Linked DNA regions of Homo sapiens: all the other regions are linked to region 3. Evidence: chromatin contacts called from ENCODE Hi-C or POLR2A ChIA-PET data. All regions are on one chromosome and are shown on one strand. Each heading gives the region's core, a stretch centred on a gene start or an enhancer-like site at or near the end of the contact. The rest is flanking DNA. Distances are from core to core; before and after follow the strand shown.

What was found. A loop is a pair of places that touch in the nucleus more often than their neighbours do. ChIA-PET counts read pairs that join two places held with the same protein, here RNA polymerase II (POLR2A). Pooled maps may share reads with other maps.
Region 1: a loop to region 3 is called in a map of tibial artery, with 8 times the contacts of the local background. The contact joins the promoter of CYBRD1 here to the promoter of UBR3 in region 3. A Hi-C loop is called at or near these places in 1 of 168 maps with a recorded cell type or tissue (tibial artery) and 8 of 50 pooled maps.
Region 2: a loop to region 3 is called in a map of B cell, with 13 times the contacts of the local background. The contact joins the promoter of DYNC1I2 here to the promoter of UBR3 in region 3. A Hi-C loop is called at or near these places in 2 of 168 maps with a recorded cell type or tissue (B cell and naive thymus-derived CD4-positive, alpha-beta T cell) and 10 of 50 pooled maps. POLR2A ChIA-PET finds 5 or more read pairs at or near these places in 1 of 52 experiments (B cell).

What each region holds. Positions count from the first base shown.
Region 1 is chr2:171,520,656-171,523,877 of GRCh38, forward strand. It overlaps CYBRD1 (cytochrome b reductase 1), which reads left to right and starts at 1,819. Exons shown (of 4, transcript NM_024843.4): 1 at 1,819-2,083. The coding sequence starts at 1,891. RefSeq lists an enhancer at 1,908-2,017 and silencers at 2,128-2,237, 2,388-2,457.
Region 2 is chr2:171,685,616-171,688,833 of GRCh38, forward strand. DYNC1I2 (dynein cytoplasmic 1 intermediate chain 2) reads left to right here and starts at 1,854. Exons shown (of 18, transcript NM_001378.3): 1 at 1,854-2,012. RefSeq lists an enhancer at 1,855-2,024.
Region 3 is chr2:169,825,451-169,829,009 of GRCh38, forward strand. UBR3 (ubiquitin protein ligase E3 component n-recognin 3) reads left to right here and starts at 2,004. Exons shown (of 39, transcript NM_172070.4): 1 at 2,004-2,602. The coding sequence starts at 2,058. RefSeq lists silencers at 1-204, 1,798-2,357, 2,618-2,747.

The DNA.
Region 1 (3,222 bases), core at 569-3,068, 1.7 Mb after region 3:
ACAGAGTCTAGCTGTCACCAGGCTGCAGTGCAGTGGTGCGATCATACCTCTCCTGAGCTCAAGTGATTCTCTTGCCTCCACCTCCCAAAGCCCTGGGATTACAGCTGTGAGACACCTCATGGGGACCCGGTTTACTGGGTTTTTTTTGTTTTTTGTTTTTTGTTTTTTTTTGAGACAGAGTCTCACTTTGTCACCCAAGCTGAAGTGCAGTGGTGCAACCTCAGCTCACTGCAGCCTCGACCTTCTGGGCTCAAGTGATCCTCCTTCCTCAGTCCCCCAAGTAGCTGGGGCTACAGGTGCATGCATTTGTATTTTCAGTAGAGACAGGGTTTCACCTTGTTGCCCAGGCTGTTCTCAAACTCCTGGACTCAAGTGATCTGCCCGCCTTAGCCTCCCAAAGTGCTAAGATTACAGGTGTGAGGCACTGCGCCTGGCCTTTACTGTTAACTTAAAACAAAAAATTATAAATTTGAAAAAAGAGGAGACTTTATTTCTTATAAAAGGTTATAGCCTGCAAGGAGGCCATTCCATAGGCTGATAAACATAGCCTCTGGCCTAAGACCAGAGACAGGCACTTGGAAGGCAGAGGGGTTGGGGTAGGAGCTTTATGCTGAACAGTTTGGCCAAACATACATACGTAACAGGTTACAGGAGGAGCTATGAATATTAATGGAGGTGGTCCTTACACATGCATATTGAACAAACATGCATGTAACATGTTCTCTTTGGGGTGGAGACTTAACATTTAATTGTATTACTTCAAATACATTTAAATGTATTACTTCAAACCTACACTTCAAAAGGTCTTTTCAGGACGTGAATGCATACAAGTGCACAATCCCTGTACACTGGCCAGAACCGGTCCATGGTCGGTCTTCTTATCATGAAAAAGTTCCTGAAATCAGCCCAGTGAAAGCTGTAGTTCTGGCTGGTGCAACAGGGGTTCAGCTGGTCAGCATCTGTGAACTGATTAAGTTGTAATTGTTTTAATATTGCTTATCTCAAGCCAGTGCTTGTTTAGCCTCTAGAGGAAAAGAAAACCTTTGTGGCAGTTAGACCATAGTTTATTTCTTAAGTGTAGGAGTGTGTGACTTAGGTCCTTTTTATAATTTGATGTCTTATTGCTACAAAGAGTCTGTTCTGTCCGCCTTATGATTTCTATTTTAAACATTAATGCTAGTCAGCTGTTGAGTCTAAATTCCAAAATGGAGGGGGTAGACTTCCCTTCCGGCTGTAGCTAGAAACTCAGCTTTAAGGTTTTTCTGGGGTCTGCTTGGCCAAGGAGGTCCATTCAGTCAGTGAGGGGCTTAGGATTTTATTTTTAGTTTACACCACCTTACAGGTTCCTCCTTAACACCCTTTGATGTCAGAGACAGCCAATTCTCCAGCACTGTGGCTAAGGAGGCTTCGTTAGTAGTTAAAAGCACACACATAACCCTACCCAACGGATCCCTCTCTTCTCTTAACCAAGAGGGCGCACCACTGCCCTACTCAACCTCCCCACAAATAAGGACGAGACACGGGAAGTGTTAAAAGCAAGTGGTGAGTATAAAATCCTCGGAATTTTCTCTTTGAGCAACTAACTAGGTCTGTTACTGAAGCCCTCTGCGAGCTTGGATGCTGGACGAGGGAGAGGGTGAGGCCACCAGGCAATGAGCGCCCTCGGCGGCCGCGTGATCCCGGGGGTGGGGCCCATTTCTGAGTTGGGGCCAGCTCCCCACCCCCAAGAGGCCCCACATTCCGGGCCAGCAGCCCAGAAAGTCCCTCCCCGCAGGCGGAGACAGCCCCAAGAAGTCGACGCCCCGGTCCCGCCGCCCGGCCACTACCCAGAGGGCTGCCGCCGCCTCTCCAAGTTCTTGTGGCCCCCGCGGTGCGGAGTATGGGGCGCTGATGGCCATGGAGGGCTACTGGCGCTTCCTGGCGCTGCTGGGGTCGGCACTGCTCGTCGGCTTCCTGTCGGTGATCTTCGCCCTCGTCTGGGTCCTCCACTACCGAGAGGGGCTTGGCTGGGATGGGAGCGCACTAGAGTTTAACTGGCACCCAGTGCTCATGGTCACCGGCTTCGTCTTCATCCAGGGCATCGGTACTGGCACCTCCTGGGGGGGTGCGGGGAGGAAAGCGGGGAGAACGGCGGGGGCAGAGGGTCCTCCGTGAAGCCCCTTCCAGCTGAGGAAGTGCTGGAGGATCGCGGGGCCCGGAGGAGTGCGGTGAGGAGCGCGCGGGAAGCCAAGTCGGCTGGGCGGGAGGGAGGCTGGCTGGCTCTGGGGCGGGACAGAGCTGCGGTTCAGGAGGATCGCCGCGAGCGCGGGGCCGGGGGTGCGCGGTGGAGACGCGCTGCTGGGGGCGGCGGAGCGGGGCCGGCCCCACTTGGTTAACTCTTTGCGGCGACTGGCTAGGACGCACTGGAGGGGCCTCCAAGACCCAGAAACTTGAGCCCGGGCGCGATGCCGGAGCGCCGCGCAGTCGGGCCGCTGCAGCCCACGCGCCCCGGAAAGTCGCCCCTGTGGACCGAGCCTGCGCGATCGGGGGCGCGGAAACACTTTCGCCTCAGCCTTTTGCTGAACTTGCTTCCAGGCTGCAGATGAGGAGGGGAAGGCAGCGGGGAAAAGATTGCCGGAGCGAGAATTTGCCCGTATTTGTAACATCCTCGGCCCTGGGTAAAGGGGCTGGCCAAGGGGGGCGAGTGAAGCATCCGCCCTGGGTTCCTCTCCTCCTAGAGTGTTAAACTCAGTCGAGTCCGGGAAGCTGCCAGGACTTCCAAGTGTGTTTCGCCGCCCTGCCCAGTCATTGGACGGTCTTGAGCCCGACTTGTTTATGTGGCAGAAGAGTGGCGAAAGTTCCCCCGCGGGGCTTCCTATTGGGCACTGGCCCAGCACTCCGGGTGGGAGATGCCCGGAGAGGGCCCGCGGCTGCCTGGCACCGAGGGATGCCTCTGCTCGGGATGCCCCCGGCGCAAGCTGCGTCCGTGTTTGGCCCGCGGCGAGCCAGCCCCGGGCCTGCATTCTCTGGGCTGAGGCTGGCGCGGGGGAGGGGCTCAGCAGTCGCTGGCAATGTTTGTTGTCATTGTGTAGTGCCTCTCAATGTCCTGACTGCTTCCTTCGGTTTGCCGTGTAGCTGGAGGAACCTCTAGCTTTTGGCGCAAACACCATTTATTTGTAACCACTTCCCCAAAGGCACGGCCTTCAGAAAGTAGTTAGAGAAAGGCAGCAAGGGGTGGAGTGG
Region 2 (3,218 bases), core at 604-3,103, 1.9 Mb after region 3:
TTATGGCTTCATTCCCCAGTTCCTGTCTTAGCCTACGGCCATTGTGAATTATTTCCAAATTCACCAGCATTCTATGCTCTCACACCTCTGTCCTTTGTCCATATTCTTTTCTCTTCCCAAGGCACCTTTCTGCATCTTCTCTGCTTGGCTAACTTCTTCTACTCAACCTTTGAGAATCAAAGACTTAGCTCTAGAATCACCTCCTTCCAAAAGTTTCCTGAAAAGTTTTTCCAGGTGTTTCTATGACTTCCTTATATAATTCCATCATTATACAGATGCTCCTTGAGTTATGTCCTGATAAACCCATTTTAAGTCAAAAATATATGTTGAAAATGCATTTTACTCTAATAAGCCCATTGTAATGAGAAAAAAATCATAAGTTAAACCATCAGTCAGGAACCATCCATTCTTAGTTGAGCGAGTGTCCTTTCTCCCTTGAGAAGAAGGATGTGCATTTTTGTGCATTTTTATGTTTTTTGTTTTTTTTGTTTCTTTTTCTTTTTTTTTTTTTTGAGGCAGGGTCTTGCTCTGTCTCCCAGGCTGGAATGCAATTGTGTAATCTCAGCTCACTATAACCTCCGCCTCCTGGGCGCAAGCCATCCTCCTGCCTCAGCCTCGTGACTAGCTAGGACTACAGGCGCATGCCACACACCCTGCTAATTTTTCTATTTTTTGTAGAGACGGGGTTTCACCATGTTGCCCAGGCTGGTCTCTAAGTCCTGAGCTCAGGTGATCTGCCTGCCTCGGCCTCCCAAAGTGCTGGGATTACAGGTGTGAGCCACTGCGCCTGGTCCATTTTAGCTGTTACCACAACACCCATCACCATTGCTGGCACATGGTAGGCAATCAATAATAATTTTTTTTCAAATTAATACATGAAAACTATTAGGAAAGAAGTAAAAAAATAACATAGCTATAAAGCTCTTTGAATGTTAGGTTATTGGGAAAAGCTGTGGAAAGCCAAGGATTTTCTTTCTCAAATTTATTTTTAGAATATTTTTTTCTACACAAAAGACCACAGATAAGGCAGAGAAAGATAAGAAAAAGACCACAAGCCCAAGGACTTGGAATTTGAATCATAAAGGTTCATTCTAGACTTGGGCAATATCTAGAACTTCTAGAACAATCAGTTTTCTAGAACATAGAAAAGATATTACCTTGGTGTTAGCTTTAACTCCTGCCAAATAATGCTTTAAATTATTTAAACTTTAAAAAGGTGTGTCAATGTATACATTGCAGGTAAATTCATGTTCCAGTAACTTTTGTTTTCTTTGTATGTTAAAAATCTAACTGTGGAAAACATTCTAGCTTGGTTTGAGAGTCCAATAATACAAAATGCTTTATTTCCTAAAATTGTTTGAGAGAAAACCAAAATGCTACCACACTGCAACAAAATACTAAAGAATTATTTGCTATGTCAGTTGACATATTTTTATTTAGATTTTGCCTAAGATGCCACATGAAGCCTATATAAGACATTCTTTCCCTAAAACTTACATATGTATGTACATATATATATATAATGTTTTACATCCTAAACAGTCTACTTCACGTCTTCACCAAATGTGCAGCAGCGTGATTCACAGGTTCACCACTGGAAAATAGACCTTAAAATTCCGCCAATATTGGGTCAAAGATCTTACACTATAACACATACTACACTGTGGGCACGGATCAACAGACGAGAATACTTTATACAGAAGCTTCTCGACGGAAGAAGGCCTTGGAGTGGGAAATCTAAAGGAGGGGACACACTACATGTCCCAGCACACCTTGCGACGCCCAGCGACCACAATTCCCAGAACGCACTGCTCGTCGCACGCAGGTTTTCCTTGTTGCCGGGGTTTGTAGTTCTTCTCGATCGTGTCAGTTTGTAAGGCGAGGGCGGAAGTTGGATTCCTGGCCTGAGAATATTAGGCGTAGTTTTCCAGTTTTTGGCAAAGCGGAAATACTTAAGGCCCCTGGGTTGACTGGGTTCTTTGTTTTATCTACCGGCTTCTGCTTTACGACAGGTAAGTCACGGAGGGGCTACAATTCCTCGCAGCAGGGCCCCACCTTTTATTTCTGGGAGCGACCTCGTTCTGGTGAGGCTATTTGTCCCTAAGCTCTCGCCGTAGCAGCCGCCGCCCATCCCTCTTTGTGTGCTTTGGAAAGCCGCGGAGCTGGTGGTGGCTACAGTTGGTGTTGGGGGCTTAGGCGAGGGACGTTACCGGGAAGTTGCAGGCGGGAGGACTCTTCCCCATCCAGTCACCTGACAGGTGGGTTGACTGTTCTTCCCTCAAGGCCTCCCTGCCTGTGTTCCACGTCGCAACTCGAAGGGCGGCTTGGCAGTTCCTGCTGACATCCCCGCCCGGCCCAGCTTTGGGGAGGAAAGGCGGGGAGACCTGGGTGCGGTGACTCATTGCGGCCCGGCGAGAGGAGTCCACTCCTTTCCCTTCTCGACCCTCCAGAGGCGGCCTGGGGAGCCTTGAGGCTTGTCCGGCGCCCACTGGCTTCTTCCGGACGCCCTGCCGTGGACCGCGCCCTCTTGGCCGTGACCCCAGGGGAGAAAGTGATTCGTTTTCGCCTTGCCCCATTTTACAAATTAAGGCCATCTCTACTTGCCTTGATAGTGTCTCCCCTCACCTTATGTGTGATGGAAAGCCCCCGAACACGGAGGTTCTAGCACAAAACTCTAGAGACTCTCTTCTCTTGAGTTTTAAGAACGTGAACATGTCGGTCATGGAGGAAGGCTCTGGCTTCTGTGAGGATGAGAGGATTGGTCAGCTGTAGTTCAGCTGGTCAAGACTTTGTTGTTGGGCTTTAAAAATGCGCTTATTTTAATATCAATTAGTGTTGGTATATCTGTTTTACAGTTGACGTTGAACAAAATATAATGTGCCTAGCGTAGCATACAGTTACGTATGGAAGTTCTCTTCACCAGCCGTTTGTATGGAGCTGTTTAGAGGTGTAGAAAGAGTGGAATAAGAAACACGGTCTCTTGCTTTTAGTTTGTTCAAACAAATCTTGGAAGATATTGTGTATATATTTCAGGTCTGCTATGTCAACTTTTCATCCTTTTCGTATGCTTGAAAATTATCAATTCGCTTGCCAGTCTTAATGGAGTTTAGTAGCTGAAATTTCCTTTATCCACTTCTTAGTAGGTGAATTTCTCCTCTTGACTGACTTACCTTTGTTCAGATTTAACAATTGTGCTTTTTAAGAGATTTCCCCTAACC
Region 3 (3,559 bases), core at 754-3,253:
GAGATTGAGACCATCCTGGCTAACACGGTGAAACCCTGTCCCTACTAAAATTACAAAAAAATTAGCCGGGCTTGGTGGCGGGCGCCTGTAGTCCCAGTTACTCGGGAGGCTGAGGCAGGAGAATGGCGTGAACCCGGAAGGCGGAGCTTGTAGTGAGCCGAGATCAAGCTACTGCACTCCAGCCTGGGAGACAGAGCGAGACTCCGTCTCAAAAAAAAAAAGACAGTGGAAATGAAAATAAAAGAATAGGTAGTGGTGTCAAATACTGGAAAGAGGTCGGGCTTCATAAAGTAGGAGCAGAAATTAAGTTGTAGCAGATTGTGGAGCGAATGGAAATTTAGGAAGAAGAAAGAGTAAATGTGAACAATTAAACGTGGCCCCGGAAGCGGTGGCTCACCCCTGTGATCCCAACATTTTGGGAGGCCGAGATGGGCGGATTGCTTGAGACGGGAGTTTGAGACCAGCCTGGGCAACATAAGGAGACCCTGTCTCTACTAAAAATACAAAAATTAGCTGGGTCTGATGACGCGAGCCTGTGGTCCCAGCTGCTCGGGTGGCTGGGGTGGGAAAATCGCTTGAGCCCGGGAGGCAAAGCTTCCAGTGATCTGAAATTGCGCCACTGCACTCCAGTCTGGTCGACAGTGAGACCCTGTCTCAAAAAAAAAAAAAAAAAAAAGAAAGAAGAAAAGAAAGAGAAAGAGAAAGGTGGCCTACGAAAAGAATGGTTGGATGCTTAGTAATGGGGGAAGCTTTATTATTTTTTCAATTATTTTTAAGACAGGAGGAGACAAATTCTGACAAGAATTGAGCTAATAGAAAGAGAGGGGTTAAAAATGCAAGAGGATATTGGATGGAGTTGGGATCCTGAGAAGGCAGGATCCAGTGGTTAAGTAAAAGGATTGCAGGATTGCGTTTAAGCCTGTGGATGGACACCTCTTTGCATTATTATAGGAAGAAGAAAAAGAGTGAATGGACGATGACGAAGTAGAGAAGTGTCTGAGGCTGCTACTTCTAGGAATAGCAGAATTCAAAGTTATCTGTTATGAGAATCAAATGAGTTAAAACATACAAAGTTTTAGCATGTAAAGTTAATACATAAAGTTTTATTTAGTTTATAATTTAGTGATTCGTAAAATTATTGAGCAAATTTAACTTATCACTGTTATATGATGATCGTGACATACTTAACTCATGTAGAAGACCAGGAATAACCTGTTTTAATTATGTTTCATTCATTTCAAACACAAGGTTATGGATTGGAAACACTCCTGTTCTTCTTTGTTGTTGTTGTTGTTGTTGTTGTTTTTAGAGACGGAGTCTCGCTTTGTCACCCAGGCTGGAGTGCAGTGGCGCGATCTCGGCTCACTACAACCCCCGCCTCCTGGGTTCAAGTGATTCTCCTGCCTCAGCCTCCGGAGTAGCTGGGATTACAGGCGTGCGCCACCATGCCCGGCTAATTTTTGTATTTTTAGTAGAGACAGGGTTTCACCATGTCAGCCAGGCTGATCTCAAACTCCTCACCTCAAGTAATCCGCCTGCCTCGGCCTCCCAAAGTGCTGGGATTACAGGCGTGAGCCACCGCGCCTGGCCTTCTGTTCTTCTTTGGATTGCTTTTCCTACAGTTTTTGTTTTCCTTAAGTTGGGGTTTCATTCTGTCGCCCGCTGGACTTTGATAACAGTAGGAATGTACATCTCAGACAAAATGCAGATGCCTAAAGTACATCTGAAAGATGATGTGAATAATTCCTGTAGTCTATGCAAATAAAGAAATAATTGCCCTTATTAAAGATTTCCTATAAGGTGAGTACTTTATTTCAGTAGCTCTTAACTTAGAAAGTTGGGAGCCTAGCTTGGTCCACAGGCGCCCAGGAGAGAGGGGCGGGAGGAAGGCTCTGCAGCCCGAGGGGGCGTGTGTAGGGGCGGGGCTGCGGGCGGAGGAGCGCGGACGCTCCGGGTATCGCGAGAGTTGGGCGGGCCGAGCAATCGCAGCAGTCTATTCCCTCACTCTCCCTGGAGGAGCCGCTGGCCCTGGACTCTCCAAATTCTGAGCTCTCATCATGGCGGCGGCGGCCGCGGCGGCCGTCGGGGGCCAGCAGCCGTCACAGCCCGAGCTGCCCGCGCCGGGGCTGGCCCTAGACAAGGCGGCCACCGCCGCGCACCTCAAGGCGGCCCTCAGCCGGCCGGACAACCGCGCAGGTGCTGAGGAGCTGCAGGCGCTGCTGGAGCGGGTGCTGAGCGCCGAGCGGCCGCTGGCCGCGGCTGCCGGCGGCGAGGACGCGGCGGCGGCCGGAGGCGGGGGCGGTCCGGGGGCGGCCGAGGAGGAGGCCCTGGAGTGGTGTAAGTGCCTTCTGGCGGGCGGCGGCGGCTACGACGAGTTCTGCGCGGCGGTGCGGGCCTACGATCCCGCGGCGCTCTGCGGCCTGGTCTGGACAGCCAACTTCGTGGCCTACCGCTGCCGGACGTGCGGCATCTCGCCCTGCATGTCGCTGTGCGCCGAGTGCTTCCACCAGGGCGACCACACCGGACACGACTTCAACATGTTCCGCAGCCAGGCCGGGGGCGCCTGCGACTGCGGGGACAGCAACGTGATGCGGGAGAGCGGGTGAGTGGAGCCCTCCCCGCGGGCGAGGCGACCCTGGGCCGGGGACGTCGCGGGAGGGCCTGGAGCGGAGCACTGGGAGCCCACTCTGAGCTGTCAAGGGGAGGGTGCGGGGGAGGGTGCAGCCACAGGGGGATGGAGGTGACTGAGCTGTCAGCGGTGGAAAGGGGGTGGGGAGGAGAAGGAGGGGAGAGGAGAGCGGAGAGCATGTTTAGGAAACCGGGCTGTGAATTTTGGGGAAGCCAGGGTGGGTAAATGATAGCGAGAAAAGAGCCAGTGTATGGGGTAGGAGGGGAGTGAGGGGAAATGATTTTTGGGGAAGCTCGTGTCGAGCTGTCAAGTGTGTACTTGTTGGGAAAGGCTGTAAAGCCTGGTTCTTGGGAAGAGACTTAGGTTGTGATTTGGATTGGCTGGGAGGGGATGTTATTGGGGACCGTATTGGCTCGCGGGATGATGAGAGCTGGGGAGGTGGTCTTGTACGTGCAGGGAAGGACGCTTGAGGAAAAGGTCTTCTGAACTGCCAGTGTGTCTGTCACTGTGAGAGAAGGAGCTCTTGAGGGTTGAGGGAGGAGGGAAGGGGAGGGGCCTGCATGAAAAGTGACTGTTGAGCTGTCAGTGGATTATTTGGTATGCTGGAATGACATTTAGAATTGGGCTACTGAGCAGTCAGTTACAGAATACCCTCCATACCAGGAGAACAAACAAAATACTGAGCGAACCAGGAATCAAGTGTTAGGTCTTCTCCAGTTAAGGGCACTTTGTTCACTCACTGATACGTGAACCTCTGTCTAAAAGGAGACAACAAATGCCCTTTTGACAGAAGCGATGCATCAGATGTTGGGACTTATGAGAAAAGACATTTCAGAGTTTGCAGTGAGTTACAGAGAGTTGGTACATGTAGGGTCGTGGCTTGGAACATGATGTCAATGTCAGGGACAGTCTGAGAAAAAAGGAAAAAGT